Linked DNA regions of Homo sapiens: region 1 is linked to region 2. The links are chromatin contacts, found by Hi-C or POLR2A ChIA-PET in ENCODE. All regions are on one chromosome and are shown on one strand. Each heading gives the region's core, a stretch centred on a gene start or an enhancer-like site at or near the end of the contact. The rest is flanking DNA. Distances are from core to core; before and after follow the strand shown.

Region 1 (7,640 bases), core at 654-3,153, 500 kb before region 2:
ATAGGTGAAGCTGGGAGGTTGAGGGGAGCCTGTGCCAGCAGAAAGAGCTTCGGGGTGCCCCAATTTTTGATTTGGTTGTGACCCAGATCCACCTGGGGCTCCAGGACTGAACTTGGAAGCCACAGGAGTAAACTTAGGAGTCACTGGAGAAAACTTAGGGGCTGGAGCCGGAGATGAGGCTGGGGGCCCTCGGGGCTGGGTGTTAGCCAAAGACACAGGCTGGGTCTGGGACTGGACATGGAGTTGGACCTGAGGCTTGGGCTGGGGCTGGGGCTGAACATGGAACTGTGTCTGGCTCTGAGCCGGAGCCGGAACCTGGGGCAGAGGCTGGGAGCTGGAAGGGGACTTCCAAGGAGGCAGGGGTGCTGTGCCCCCGGCTGCAGGCTTGGTACTGGACTTGGAACTGAATGGAGTGGCCACTGGTGGGGGCACATATCCAGATGACACCTGCAAGGGGTGGGAGAGGGAAGAGAGATGCAGTCAGGAGGACACCATCCTCCTTAGTTCTATGCCCAGTCTCTCTGGCCCTGAGCCCTGCTTTTCCTACTCTCCGGTCCCTTACCCGGGCTTTGAAAGGATCATTCTTGGTCATGTCATCCAGCAGTGAGGACAGAGAGTCGATCTCCAAATCAATACTGCTCACCTTCTCCCTGGGCTAGAGGGTCAGAGGTCAGAGCACCTATTCCATGCCTCTATCCCCCCACCCCCAAGGCAGAGGTGCAGGGGAGGTAAGAAGAAAGGGCCCTCTTCTCCTCTCCTTGGGGGTGTCCAGTGCAGCCGCCCCTCCCAGGCCTCCGTACCTGTGGTGGGGGCGGTATGGGGGCCTCAGGCCCTCCCTCCTCCTCCGGAGGAGGCGGCGGGGAAGGGAAGATCTCCTCCTCCAGAGGCGCAGGGGGAAATGATTCCTCGATCGGGGGAGGGGGCGGCGGGAAGGCACCTCCCAGAGCACCCTCTGCATCGTCGCCATCCCCAGCAAGGGGAGGTGGAGGCAGGGGAAAGTCTGGGGTAGGAAGGAGAAAGACGTCGGCCGGGGTCCCTCTACCCCTCACCCAAGCTCCCCTCAGTTAACCGCTCTAACCCCTAACCCAAGAACTCTCTCAGGGGTCCCAGAGCGTGTGGGGAAGCAAAGGAGGGGCGCAGGGCGCCCTGGGAGTACCAGGTCAGGAAAGGCCGGGCGCACTGCCGAGGAGTGGTGCAGCTCCCGTTACACTTCGGAAAACGGACCCGGAGGGGAAGATTCGTGCCCCACATTCCCGACTCCCACTCCCAGGCGGGGGACTTGGAACGGTCCCAGGAGCCCTGGCTCCCAGCCACGAGCTCCACGATGAGGTAAGAACATCTGCTCGGGACAGGGTGGCTGCGCCCAGCCCCCTCGGCAACAACCTTTCCAGACATCCCCAAATTCCCGAAACGACTGCCCCCCACCCCGGCTCCTGCCGGGGTACATTCCCCAAGCCCCGCCGCATACCTTCCGGGGGCGGCGGGGGAATCTCGCCCACCCGGCCCATCTGTGCGCGCTGGGCCCCGGGTGCCGGGGGAGGCTCGCTGTCCCCGGGCCGGAAGGGATTCACTTTGGGCTTTGGGGCCACCACAGGGCCGAACTTCTTCTGCGGGGCGTAAAAAGCCGGAGCCGAGACCGAAACGGAGATCGCGGGAGACGGGCGGGGGGCCGCCATGGCCGGGCCGGGCTGCTGGGGTGGGTCGCCGGGTTACGCAGCGCGGAGCCGGGCTCAGGAGCCCCAGGCGGTCCCAGCTCCCCTTGGTGACCCCCACTCGCCCCCTCCCGGCGCCCCGCGCCCCCTCCCCGTGGGGCCGCCCTGCCGCTCCCCGCGCCTCACCGCAGGCCGGAGCGTGCGCGCCGCGTCTCGGGTGGCCGCCTCGGCGCCGGGTCCGCAGACTCTGCGTCCCGGTCCGGAGCAGCCTCCAGCCGGGCGGGGAGGGACACACGGAAGGAGGAGGGAGGGAGAAGAGAGGGGGCGGGGAGAGAGCGGCGCCCAGACCATACAAGGAGCGGCCCGGAGAGGGGGCGGGGAGAGCGGGGAAGGGCGGACCAGGCAGGAAACTCCCCCAGGAAGGGGCCCTGATCCTGCCTCAGGCCGGAGGCTCCGCCGAGGTCCGCTCGCCCCCACCCCACTCACTGCCGCCCCCGCCGCCCCAGCCCGGCTCAGACCCCCACTCCCTGAGCACAGGCCTCTGATGTCATTTCCTGACCTGCCTCCCCCTCCCCGCCCGACCCGCGGGTGCCCGAGATCTGACTCACCGTCCCCCTCCGGGCTTAGCCGGCGGAGGTGGGGCGGGTGCCGCCGAGGTAGCCACGCAGCCCCTGTGCGCCTCCGGCCCGGCCCAGCGACCTCCTCTCGGGCCTGCCGTTACCCGGTCCCCTCCTGCCACCACCCGCTACCCGGCCACCCCGAGTCCGCCTGGGGTGGCCGAACGTATGGAGCTGGGCTCCAGGGTGCACGGGGATGGGGGGTGAGGAGCGGGGCGTTCTCCCTCCCAGCACCCCCCAGCTGACTCTGTGCCCGGAGGGGGTGTGTGAGCCGGAACCTCCAGCATTCTTGGGGATACGAACTTCCAACGCTGGGCAGCCTCTTAAGGCTTCTAGGAATTCGCATCCCCAGCGCCCCAGCCAGCAGATCGGTTGCGAGAGGGACCGTTCGGGTCCGCGGGGCCGGGAATGGAGGTGGGAGGGCGGGGCCGAGGCGGCGGCCGCCTGCGGACTGGAGACCCGGGAGGACGGACGCGGACGCGGGCTGCTCGTCTTTTACGGCCCTTCAACGCCCACCACGACCCACTCCTCTTGGAGACCCCGGGCGACGGTGGGGCTCTTGGGCATTCTGAGACTGCGCTTGGTGGAGACCCCGGGCGACGGTGGAGCTCTTGGGCATTCTGAGACTGCGCTTGGTGGAGCCCCCTACTGGCCAGACTGGATTTCTCAGCCTGCGACTCAGCCCCAGGCTACACGAAAGAAGCCAGACCTGGGTAATTCTTCTAGTTCTTTTTTTTTTTTTTTTTAATTGCACTGGGAAACTTCCCCAATCTCGGCCCCAGTTCTTTCTCCAAACTAAGGAGTCATGGCCTTTCGCCCGCTAGTCCAGTATGCACCCGTAGGCGCTTCATTTTCTCTCCTCTTGTCAGCTTTTACTGCCTCCTGAGGCCTTCGTCTTGTTCACACTGAGTGTCCAGTCCCTCCAAATCCGGCTACACTCTACTGGCAAGGAGCACCTGGGCCATGTTTTAGAGATCATCCGAGGACTAACCCCAAAAGTTTATGAAGAGAAAGCAGAGGCCGAGCTGAAGAGATGGACCCGGGTCACACCCAGGTAAAGGCAGGATCTAAACTGAAACTGGTGTCAGATCTGGTTGCCTTGCACCCCTGATATCAGGTGAAGCAACACTGGGCAGGATAGAGCAGAGTGAGGTCAGAGTGTGAAGATCCAGCCTGATGCCCAAACTGACGCCTCTTCATTCTCCCCTGCTCCATCTGTAAACGTCACGGTTAATCCATCTACTTTATTGCATTATATAGAGAAATAAATGAAATGTCATAGCTGTATGCGCTATATGACTCAGTATTATTATTCAAATTCCAGTTCTGCCCAGAATGAAAATTCTGACCTGGTTACACTAAGGCGTTTTCCCCCATATGTCCCTTTCTGGGTTGCCAGGCAGATCTCTCAGGGGCCTCGGTATGTGCAATGTCCTCTCTTTCCTTCAACCTTATTAAGTCTTTAATTATACCTAGGACGACATCTTAATCACTTTTGCAAACCCCACTGATCTTTTTCTCTGGCATCTCATTGTCTTTGTCACCACCAGTATTTCTCACAGCCACAGGCATGTGTGGCCATGTATGATGGGTAGTACGCAGTGCACACCTCTCTGACACGCTCAAGCCAGCCCTGGGCCTGTCTCTGAAGACATGTTAGAAATTTGATACTGGATTTCCTGTGCATGTTGGAGATTGTGTCTTGGGCTTCACAGACCAAAAGTCTCATCACAAATCCTTCAAAATATGGCCCCTTTGGGGAAAAAAAGATAGTTAAGAAGATGATTTCAAGATAACTCATAGGAATAAAAGCTATCTACCCTCTAAATGTCTCCTTAAGTAATGTGCGCGTGCAAAATAGAGTATGTGTAATTGTTAGGCAGCTGAACCTATTTTTAAATCAGAAATAGAAGAGTGCGTAGGCAGGCATAGTTTTACTGACAACTAAGAGCATTCAGAATGCGGAATATTCAAACAAAGACTTTTAAGCCAGCCATTCTAAATACAAGTAGAAACACCCAGAGTATCCCAGAAGAACAGAATCACTGCCCAAGATGTCTCAAGAGGAGCAGCAGAGTCAGTGCTCTTAAAATGAAGACAATGGGCTGGGCGCAGTGGCTCACGCCTGTAATCCCAGCACTTTGGAGGCCAAGGCAGGCAGATCACTTGAGGTCGGAAGTTTGAGACAAGCCTGACCAACGTGGTGAAACCCAGTCTCTACTAAAAATACAAAAATTAGCCTGGTGAGGTGGCGGGAGCGTGTAGTCCCAGCTACTGGGGAGGCTGAAGCAGGAGAAGAATCGCTTGAACCCAGGAGGCGGAAGTTGCAGTGAGCCAAGATCACGCCACTGCACTCCAGCCTGGGCAACAGAGTGAGACTCCATCTCAAAAAAAAAAAAAAAAAAAATGCAGGAAATGAACAAGAGTGGCCTTAACGATTGCTGGGCATTTTTCTTAAGTAAGCAATTCTAATTGATATCCTTAGGCAGTATGTGTGAAGTACAGCAAATAAGAAGATGTTCCTGACTAAAGAATGCCCAACAGCTTAAGACCAGGCCAGGGAGACAAAGTGAGAAAATGGCCACTGCCCTTTACTACCTAAAACATCTTCACGCGCCTCCAAGGATTTATAACCATCAGGTACCAGAAAGTTTTCTTCAAGAGTGCACAGCATAAAGTAGGAAGTTAAGAGCAGTCAGGGAAGGAAAATGAAAAGACAGTGTCACAACAAAAGAATGATTTCTAAAATGGAAAGAGAAATGTGACCAGGAGGTTCTTTCCATATGCCAACTGCAGATGGATAGAGGTTCACTCACGGGCCAGGGACCACGTGAAGCATTCTGAAAACAGCAACAATAGCAGCACCCTAATAACATCAACAACTATAATAGCAGCACACGCTGAGAGAATGCTTAGAATATTGTTTGAGGTGCAATGCTAAGCACTTTAAATATATTAGCCCTGGCCAGGCACAGTGGCTCACGCCTGTAATCCCAGCACTTTGGGAGGCCAAGGTGGGTGGATCACCTGAGGTCAGGAGTTCAAGACCAACCTGGCCAAGATATAGTGAAACCCCATCTCTACTAAAAATACAAAAATTAGCTGGGCGTGGTGGCACGTGCCTGTAGTCTCAGCTACTCAGGAGGCTAAGATGGGAGAATCACTTGAACCTGGGAGGCGGAGGTTGCAGTGAGCCAAAATCGCACCACTGCATACCAGCCTGGGTGACAGATCGAGACTCTGTCCAAAAAACAAACAAACATATATGTATGTTTGTTTATATATATATTCGCCCCTTCTAATCATCACTATAAACCTGTGAGGAATATACATCATTATCCCATTTTTTAGTTAAGGAAACTGAGGCTAACTGGATGTTGGATTTCTCACCTCCTAAACTGCAAAATTTTTTTGCAACACAAATATTAAGACTCTCCTGCCCCATCCTTGCTTCCATCCTTGTATTCCATCACTTCTCCTCAGGCCCTCCTACCTGGTCCATCAACAGCCCCTTTCAAGTCTGCCTTCACCCCAACACCCCTACTTTATACCTGTGGGCTACCATTTTCTCTTTCTGTCTCATGACACCATCAAATTCTGTCTGTTTATATATCTATCTGCATGTGAACACATACACACATTTTGTATATGCAAGCTATATGTATACGTGCTTTTGTAAAATAGCACATTTCCAGAAGATGTCAAGAATTGTTAACAGCACAGCCAGGCGCAGTGGCTCATGCCTGTAATCTCACCACCTTGGGAGGCTGAGGTGGGAGGATCACTTGAGGCCGGGAGTTCAAGACTAGGCATGGCCAACATGGAGAAACCCCGTCTCTAGAAAAAATACAAACATAAGCCGGGTTGGTGGTGTGCGCCTGTAATCCCAGCTACGAGAATTGCTTGAACCAGGAGGTGGAGGTTGCAGTGAGCCGAGATCGAGATCGTGCCACTGCACTCCATCCTGGGCGAGGAATGCGACTGTGTGTCAAAAAAATAAACAAATAAAAAAGAATTGTTAACAGTAGTTAATGTTAGGGAGTAGATTGAGGAGGACAGAAGGCTTTTATACTTTTGTATTTTGTCCCTGTGAACATGTATTACTTTATAATCTGAAAAAAGAAAGGAGAGAAATGAAAGAGCCGTTGTATCTTTTTCCTGATATTGGAGCACCTCCCTTGCGCTGAGTACTGTGTGCACTCGGCCTGCAGCTTCCCACTTGCTCCCAGATTTACTGCCCCTCTCATCCCACTGGCCTGCATGCCAGTACAAAAGAATCTCTCCCTGAGGGAACTGCAGACACGGTGGATGATGAACCATGGATGGGTTGGGCGCGCATCAGGATGAGGTCTGGGTGAAGCACACAGCAAGACCCAGAGACCTTTGCAGTCAAGGCCAAGGTTGAGCAGCCTCCTGCCCTGTCCAAGGGCCACTCCCCCAAGAGAGGGGTGGGACTGACAACCACAAATGCCCACGTTTCCTTCTTTCTTCAGGGTCAGCCCAGGAAGCTGACATCAGAGCATCATCCCCTATACACTTTCCCTCCCATTCCCAACCTCAGTTCAGCCAACATTTACCAGTTAATTTCTATATTCTAGGCACTCTGGATATAAAGAAAAATAAACTCAGTTCTTGCCCTCAAGAAACTCTCCATCTGGGGGGAAAATACTTAAGTAGATAGTTTTAGTATAATAAGTGTTAAGATTAGAAAAAAAAATTTTCTAATCACCCACCCAATAGAGCTGGCTTGGTGTGGCTACTAATTACAATACCTGGGTGGCCTTCTCACCATGTAACCTCATTATTATCCCACCGGATCAGAAGCAGCAGTGAGGATTCCAGGACCAGGGAACCAGAATCTACATAAGGCATCCAGGGAGCAGAGGTCAGAGAAGCAGGAGAAGGCAGGAGTCCCCTCATCCCAAGGGCTGGGCCAGATGGGCACCCAAAGGCACTGCAAGCATCAGCAGCCAGAAATGTGTGGTGGGTGGAAGGGGCAGAGCGAGGCAGATGGTCAGATGGCGAGGAGTCAGCAACCAAGGGAGCTGAGAAGGGCAGACAGGAAAAGAGACCCAAGGCACCAACAGCAGCACAGCCAGGTTGCTGGCACCGAGGCAGCCGCTAGTGGAGCATCAGCTGCCTTCATTCTCTGTGCACCCAGAGGAAGCCAAAATCAGAGAGCCTGGCCTAGAAGCTGGAGTGTTTGTCACTGAAAATAGCCGACTAAGTCACTGGCAGGAGTAAACATTGCAGAGAGTGGAGGTTGAATGTAGGTAGATAACCCATCTTGCTTGAGGTGACAAGTACTAGTTGTCTCTAGTTGCTCCCCCACCTCCACTTCCTTTAATAAGGTGGGCTTCATATAAAGAAA
Region 2 (6,984 bases), core at 1,001-3,500:
GCCTCATTGCTTTCTCTCCTTCCCCACCAGACACTAAACTGGGGTCTTTGAAGCTAAATAGGTCTTTGAAGCGACAAACCACTGGCTTAATGGGCACAAAGGTCTTGGGGTTCAAGGTTTGGGTTCTAGCACCTTCCCCCAACCCAGCCCGAACCCACTGACCCAGGTGGGTGGGGACGAAGCTAATCCAATTGAACTGTTTGCTCAGGACTGCGTGGCCTGGCCTCTGCCCAGCGGCAGGAACACAAATAGCTTTCCACTTGAAGGGGTCCTTCTCTCCCCTGCCCTACCTCAGCATCCACCTCCCTCCACACACCGACTCCCCCCACACACAGCACATATGACACACACCCCATGACATACATACACACACAACACACACCATACATACACACATAGTAAACCCACCATACACTACACAAATCATGTATACACCACACACACACACACACATCATGTACACGCACACATACCTTAAAGGTACCATATACATCACCCACTACACACCATACACACAACACACATGCAACAATCTTTCCACAATACGTATATACACAACACACATGTCACACATACCATCACAGACACCACATCCACACGCTCTACAGGCCATACCTACACATATCACATATATCATACACACGTAGACACATACCAAACACACCACAGGCACATCATATACATACAGCATACCACACACAAAACACCCCACCGATGCACATCATGAACACACGCATAAACACCACACACAAATGCACATGGGCACACACGCCATACACACGCCACACACACACTCCCCTGGCTGGGTCTTCCAACTCTGAGTCAGAGAAAGTTAGGACAAAACAGACTCTGAAGCTAGGAAGTGATCCACACACCTGTGACTCTGAACACCCAGACACCTGCCCCTAGGCTATTGGCACCTGGCTGGCACCAGGAGGTTGGATAAGCCCGGGCTTCTGCCCCTTTCCAGTGGAAAAGTTGAACTAAATGACCTTTCCGACAGCTTCCAGCAAGCTCATGATGGAGCTCTTTGTTGTGGGAAGACGATGGGCCATGCTTAATGCCATCATTCTTCTGTATGACTGTGCGAGTCACTTAACCTCTCTGAAGCTCTGTTGGCCAGTTAGAATGAGGAGGTGTGCTAGGGAGAAAGAAGTGGGCTTGGAATGAGGGATGGGTGTGAATCTTGCCTCTGCCACCTCTATGGCCTTGGGAGAGTTCCTTTACCATGGTGAGCTTTGGTTTCTCCCATCAATACAATGTAGATAATAATACCTGCCTTGCAGGTTTGTTACGAGTTTACCTGGGAACGCTCAGTTAAAAGGCCCAGCACACAGTAGCAGCTGAATGTCACCTCCACGGGAAGGCTGGCAGATAGAATACTTGCAAAACGTGGGGTATATTTATACTAAAAAATTCTTTGTTGTTTATCTAAAATTCAAATTTGACCACGTGTCCTGTATTTTATCGGGCACCCACCCCATGCACGGGGCATTGTGGACAGTCTGTGGAGCTCCTGAGCAGGGGGTCTGCCCAGAGCTAGATTTTGTGCCCTGGCTGGTGAGCGAAGAATGCATTTTACATCTTTGGGGGTGGTTAGAAAACAACCACCAAAACAAAACCAAAGAATAACGTACATTAGAGAGTGTACATGGCTTGCAAAACCTAACATCTTTACATTTCCTATCAGCCCTTCCAGAAAAAGTTTGCTGACCCAAAGGTGATGGGGACTGAGAGGAAAGTCTGGGAGAACTGAGTATCTTCGCAATTTATATACCTATTTCAGGCCTGGCAAGAATGAAACTGGAAGAGTCCAGAAAATGGAATTCTCCAGGACATAAGCAGGGGGAGGCAGAGAGTGAGGCAGGTGGTCGGCAGAAGAGGCACTGTGGGAAAGTGGGGCGCTCCCTCCTGGGAGTCCTCAACATTGGGAATGGGCCTGCCCTGACTCCTCCCCTCCTTTCTCACTGCCTAGAGTCTCTCAGGGTAGGTCACTGGGTGTTCTGACGTCCAAGGGAGGCCTCGCCAGTCTTTCTGAAGGCCTCCCTGGTTGTGACTGGCCTGGGGGCAGGGAGAGAGCCCTGGGTGGAGAAAGAATTGGAGTTGGCACAAGTCCCCCTTGGTAGGCAGGTCTGTGGCTGGCCTGTGTCTTTAAATCTCAGGTAATTTGGGAGGAGGGAGGGCGTGTCCGTGCAGCTTTGGCTCCTCCTGCTCACTCCCAGCAGGAGCTCCAGACAGGCCAGCCCTGCAGAGTCCTGGCTGGCTCTGCCAAGTGTAACAAACTCACAGCCCTCTCCAAACTGGCTGGGGCTGCTGGGAGACTCCCAAGGAACTCGTCAGGAAGGCAGGAGACAGGAGACGGGACCTCTACAGGGAGACGGTGGGCCGGCCCTTGGGGGGGCTGATGTGGCCCCAAGGCTGAGTCCCGTCAGGGTCTGGCCTCGGCCTCAGGCCCCCAAGGAGCCGGCCCTACACCCCATGGGTTTGTCACTGCCCAAGGAGAAAGGGCTAATTCTCTGCCTATGGAGCAAGTTCTGCAGATGGTTCCAGAGACGGGAGTCCTGGGCCCAGAGCCGAGATGAGCAGAACCTGCTGCAGCAGAAGAGGTAAGGCCCCCTTGGTCTGCTCCCTTCCCCACCTCCCCAGGCCTGCACCTCTACCCCTCACCCCTCCCTCACCTCCCGTCTTTGTTTGGCACCTTTGGCTGGACAGATGGTGCTCCCAGGCCCGGACTGGCTCCTTGGGAGCATTCTGTCTTAAGAGCCTCAGCCTGTAGGGCTGGTGAAAGAGGATGGGGTTGAGATGGGCACAGGTGTTCACTATCTTAAGATCTAATTCGATTCTGCAAGCCTCTTGTGAGTACTTCTCTAAGGGCCAGGCGTCTTGCTGGGGCTTGTAAGGATAGAGCATCACAGCCCCTCCACCCAAGAGGGGACGGCAGGTGAGGACAATGCCTTCTGTATCTCCACTGCTTGCCTCTAGAACAGTCTCTCTGGCAGGAACACATAGTATACATATGTTCGCATGGAGGAATGAGTGAACGATTGAATGAATGAAGCAGAGAGAACCGCGGACACCAGGAACCAGAAAATAAGACAAAATGTGAAAAAAGTGACCATTCCTATGTATCTGTCTCATCAGACACTGACCAAGGCCTTACTATTTGCCCAGCACTGGGGGGATATGAAGACCTACAACGCTCAAACCCAACCTTGAGGTGTATTTCTCTCTCAGTGCGGGTGGGGACTGAGGGGAAGCGGGTCAAAATAACAGATGTTCCGAGGACCTGTGCTCTTCCGCATTCAGGTGGTGGAAATCGAGACTCTAGCGTTTAAGCCCTAAGGACATTCACTGGTGGCTTCCAGCCCCTGAAAACTTCCTAAACCCGTGTCCTGCTTTCTTCACCATGACAGCTTGGAGTACAGAGCAGGAGAGGAGCAGGGAATCGGAACTCAGGGCTATCCCTGCATGTGGTCTCTTCTTCAAGGTCTCTAATAGAGTTCTCTACCCAGTTGGTGGCATGCTAGAAGGAAGTCCTGCCTGTTGGGGCTTTCCCTGGGTCACGAAGGAGGCAGATGTCTGGTCATAGAGGAAAGCCTGAAGTCTTTGTGCCTTAGGGTTTTTCTCTGACCCCAAGAGTAGGAGCCTGCTTTAGCCTGACCGGGGAGGCTGCCTGGAGGCCCCTGTGTTTTCTTTTGCTGAAGGATTCTGGGTTGGGGATGGTCTCTTTCTGTGAATTATGGCTTCCCATCTCTCCAGCCGCCCACCTCTCCCCCAAGGCCTGGGAGAGTGGGGACTGGAGCACATGTTTGGCTGATGACATCTTGGGGCAACAGAATGGCATTGTTGTTAGAGAGTAGGTCGTCCTCACTGGCTTCACTCATCCTCTTCCCACTCTTAGGACCCCAGGGCCAGGGGATCCAGGCACAGAGTGCAAAAAGGCCTGGGGGATTGGAAGGGGTGGTGGAGATTCCCTGTGTGCGATATCAGGGGAGAGCAGAGGGGAGGCCCTGCGCTGAGTGGCTGAGAATAGGCTGCTTCCGCATGTCCTGTCTGCCCTCACTTTTCCTCAGATCATATGGGGGCTGCCTCTGCAGACTTTGGCTAGAAAGGCTTGATGTCACCCTTGGGAGGGATCCCCCCTCCCTGCCCTGATCTCCTTACTGGCCTCCGCACTTTCTTGGCCTTCTTCTTGCTGGATATCAGGTGTCCAGAGCAATGACTCTTCTTTGGGTGGGCACTTCCCAGAAGGATGCTGAAATTGCCTGCAAGGGGAGTTTCCTAATCTGTGCCGTCAACCAAAGAGAAGGCATGGGGGCATTGAGATAAACATGGGATGACTAAGTAAATAGGAACAATATGGACAAGTGAGGGGTGAGCTAATGGAAGAAAGGAGCACACAATGATTGAGAACCCAGTGCTGTACTAGGTACTACCACCTGCCTTATCTCCGTCATCCCGGTAACAATAATGGAAGGTGGGTCCTGTTATCCCCCTATGAATGGGGCAGGCCCAGAACCCTAGAGCAAGTAAATGGTGAAGTTGAATTTGTTCCAAAGGGGACTCACAGGGAGAACTGTGGGGTGGGATTGCGTGGGATTCCATGCGGTACAGGATGGTCTAGTGAGAAAGGAAGGCTTTGAGTCTCTCCAGGATGATCGGGAACCCAAACTCCTCTTTTTACAGTGGACGTTTCTTGGTGCTTAGCACGCAGCCCGCTCTGCTTAAATCTACATTGCTGGGATCCAAGTCGAGCTCTCAACTTTCTCCCGTGTCCTCCAGGTCATCTCCCCCTTGGGCTTGGGTTTTCTCACTTCCTGATATTTAATGCATTACACATTTATTGAACATAAGGCACTCCACCTTTCTGCAGAAAATGAATATGACACTGTTCCTGCTCTCAGGGAGTTCTCATTCCTATGACCAAAGTTTACTGAAGGCACATACGGGGCTAAAGATGGGCTTAGTAGACATCACTAGAAGGGTGTAAATGAGTGTTCTGGAAGCATAGAGGGGGAAGTGTGAGATCTGATTTCGGCTGCTGTGGGGTGTCCTGGGCAGCTTCATAGAGGCTGCTTAACCTGAACCCCACTCCAGCCCATGTGCTGGCACTTTGTCATCTAAGGAGCAATTTGGAGGGAAGGTGATGCTTGTTGGAGCTTTTTTTAGGGTTAAATACCTGTATGAAATGTGTGAATTGAGTGTCTGAAAAGTCATCCCTGGGTTTCTCTGGTATATTGTGCACGCTTGCCTTGGTAAATACTTACACACATGCCTACTTGTAAATGCGCAAATAGACATGTGCACAAAAGGAGCTGTGGCACTTAGGATGGCAGCCGATTCCAAATCTCTAAACAACCACTTTGGCTTTCTCATCCCCATTGCCAGGAACATGAGCTGGAGGGAGGTGGCCCACAAGTGCCCAATGTATGCCTCCGCCCCACACATTACCGCTCTTTCCTTCATCTGTGGTCACTGCTCAGGCTTGCCCCCCAACCTCCAAGAAAAATCAGGAGGAGCCATAAAACTAGAAGAACCACATAATTTAGTGGTCAGAGCCTGGGGCTGGATTCTTGGCCAAGCATCCTGCCTTTAACTCCGTGTGATCTTCTGGCAATGATTTGGTTATGCCGCTTCAGTTTCCTTTTCTGAAGCATGGGAGAACTATTCAGCTGGTGTTAGAAGGTTGTAAAGAGCAAAAGTGATAATGAGTGAGATGCTGCGGGAATGAGAGGGGCCATGAACTTCCCCTGCACAGCACTGTATCCACCCAGGAATGCAAGAAGCCACGCACTCCGAGCAACCCTGTTATGTACCAGCCCCAGCCCTGCCCAGAGGGTACACTCACTGGTGGGAAAGGTATTTGTGGAGAGACCAGTGGGACCCATGCCTGTCTTCTCTAACTCCTCTTCCAGCCCTGATTAAAACTGAGAATCGTGACCAAGAAATGACCAGTGGGGCATGCGTCGTGGCTCTGTCTCTGACTTGCTTCCTCCATCTGTTTCATGAGCAGATTTGACTCAGTTTCTGAGGGGCTTTCTAGCTCTAAAAATCTTATTTGAACTTTTCTCAAGAGTCTTGTGATCCTGCCTTGTTTCTCAGCACCTAAAAACCAAATTGGACCCATGCACACAGTGCACACATCTACAAGGATGGAGGAGCAGATGAGGGTGTGGGGCGGAGGAGACGGAGAGAGGAAGTCAGGAATCCTTCCCTGGTGGCCCAGAGGCAGCCCTGAGAAGGAGGTCATTGATCTGTTTGCTCAAGAAATAATGTGCTAGATTTTGTGCCAGGAACCCCTTAGTTGGGTTTTCACCAGGCTAATGTTGAACTAGACCGTTCAATTTTATTATAATTAATTGCCTAGTAAAAGAAAACATTCTAGAACCTGAAAATACCTTTCATATTGTTACAGTTTCAGATTTGCTCTATAATCTCTTTTGACTACTTCATCAGTGGGAGCTTAAAAGGCTTCATCTGACTTTTTTTTGTTTCTCCCTTAGTTGAGTATTTAGTGATCCATAAGAAAACATTTTTATGTATAGGATATTTCTGATTCCTTTTCGAGTGAAGAATCCTCATTCTAAAACGGATTATGAATCATTGTACCTCTGAATCAGGGGTTCTCCACCTTGGACTATTGACATTTTGGACAGGATAATTCTTTGCAGTGAGGGCTGTCATGTGCAGGGTGCTTAGCCGTGTCCCTGCCTTTGACCCCCGTGTTGTGATCTAAACTCCTGTGATAAGTTGCTATTGAAAAATCTATTTGTCCCCCAAGCACAGGAATCTTTGAGTAGGTCAGCTCTGTGCACCTCCTTCAGGGACCCAAGGAGAGTCAGGTGTTTTGGGGTCAGCCTTACTCCCAAGCAGGTGAGCTAGGGCTTTCTGTGCTGTCCCCTTGTGGGCATATGAGGTTATTGCAAGTAATGGCTGGGCCGGATACCTTCAAAACCCGTCCACAGGCTGGGCCCCCCTTTTTGC

The links. A loop is a pair of places that touch in the nucleus more often than their neighbours do. ChIA-PET counts read pairs that join two places held with the same protein, here RNA polymerase II (POLR2A).
Region 1: a map of PC-9 shows a loop between it and region 2 (6-fold over the local background). The contact joins the promoter of ZYX here to the promoter of TRPV6 in region 2. A Hi-C loop is called at or near these places in 1 of 168 maps with a recorded cell type or tissue (PC-9). POLR2A ChIA-PET finds 5 or more read pairs at or near these places in 1 of 52 experiments (HEK293).

What each region holds. Positions count from the first base shown.
Region 1 is chr7:143,375,608-143,383,247 of GRCh38, reverse strand. It overlaps ZYX (zyxin), which reads right to left and starts at 1,903. Exons shown (of 10, transcript NM_003461.5): 1 at 1,839-1,903; 2 at 1,469-1,691; 3 at 801-1,000; 4 at 563-655; 5 at 1-447. The coding sequence starts at 1,676. It overlaps FAM131B-AS2 (FAM131B antisense RNA 2), which reads left to right and starts at 2,223. Exons shown (of 2, transcript NR_161353.1): 1 at 2,223-2,982; 2 at 3,139-4,093. It overlaps MIR6892 (microRNA 6892), which reads right to left and starts at 562; the gene lies at 448-562. It also overlaps a transcript of FAM131B not described here. RefSeq lists silencers at 1,384-1,433, 1,464-2,493 and enhancers at 2,994-3,083, 2,207-3,107, 3,264-3,343.
Region 2 is chr7:142,881,011-142,887,994 of GRCh38, reverse strand. TRPV6 (transient receptor potential cation channel subfamily V member 6) reads left to right here and starts at 2,250. Exons shown (of 15, transcript NM_018646.6): 1 at 2,250-2,606. The coding sequence starts at 2,359. RefSeq lists a silencer at 6,777-6,984.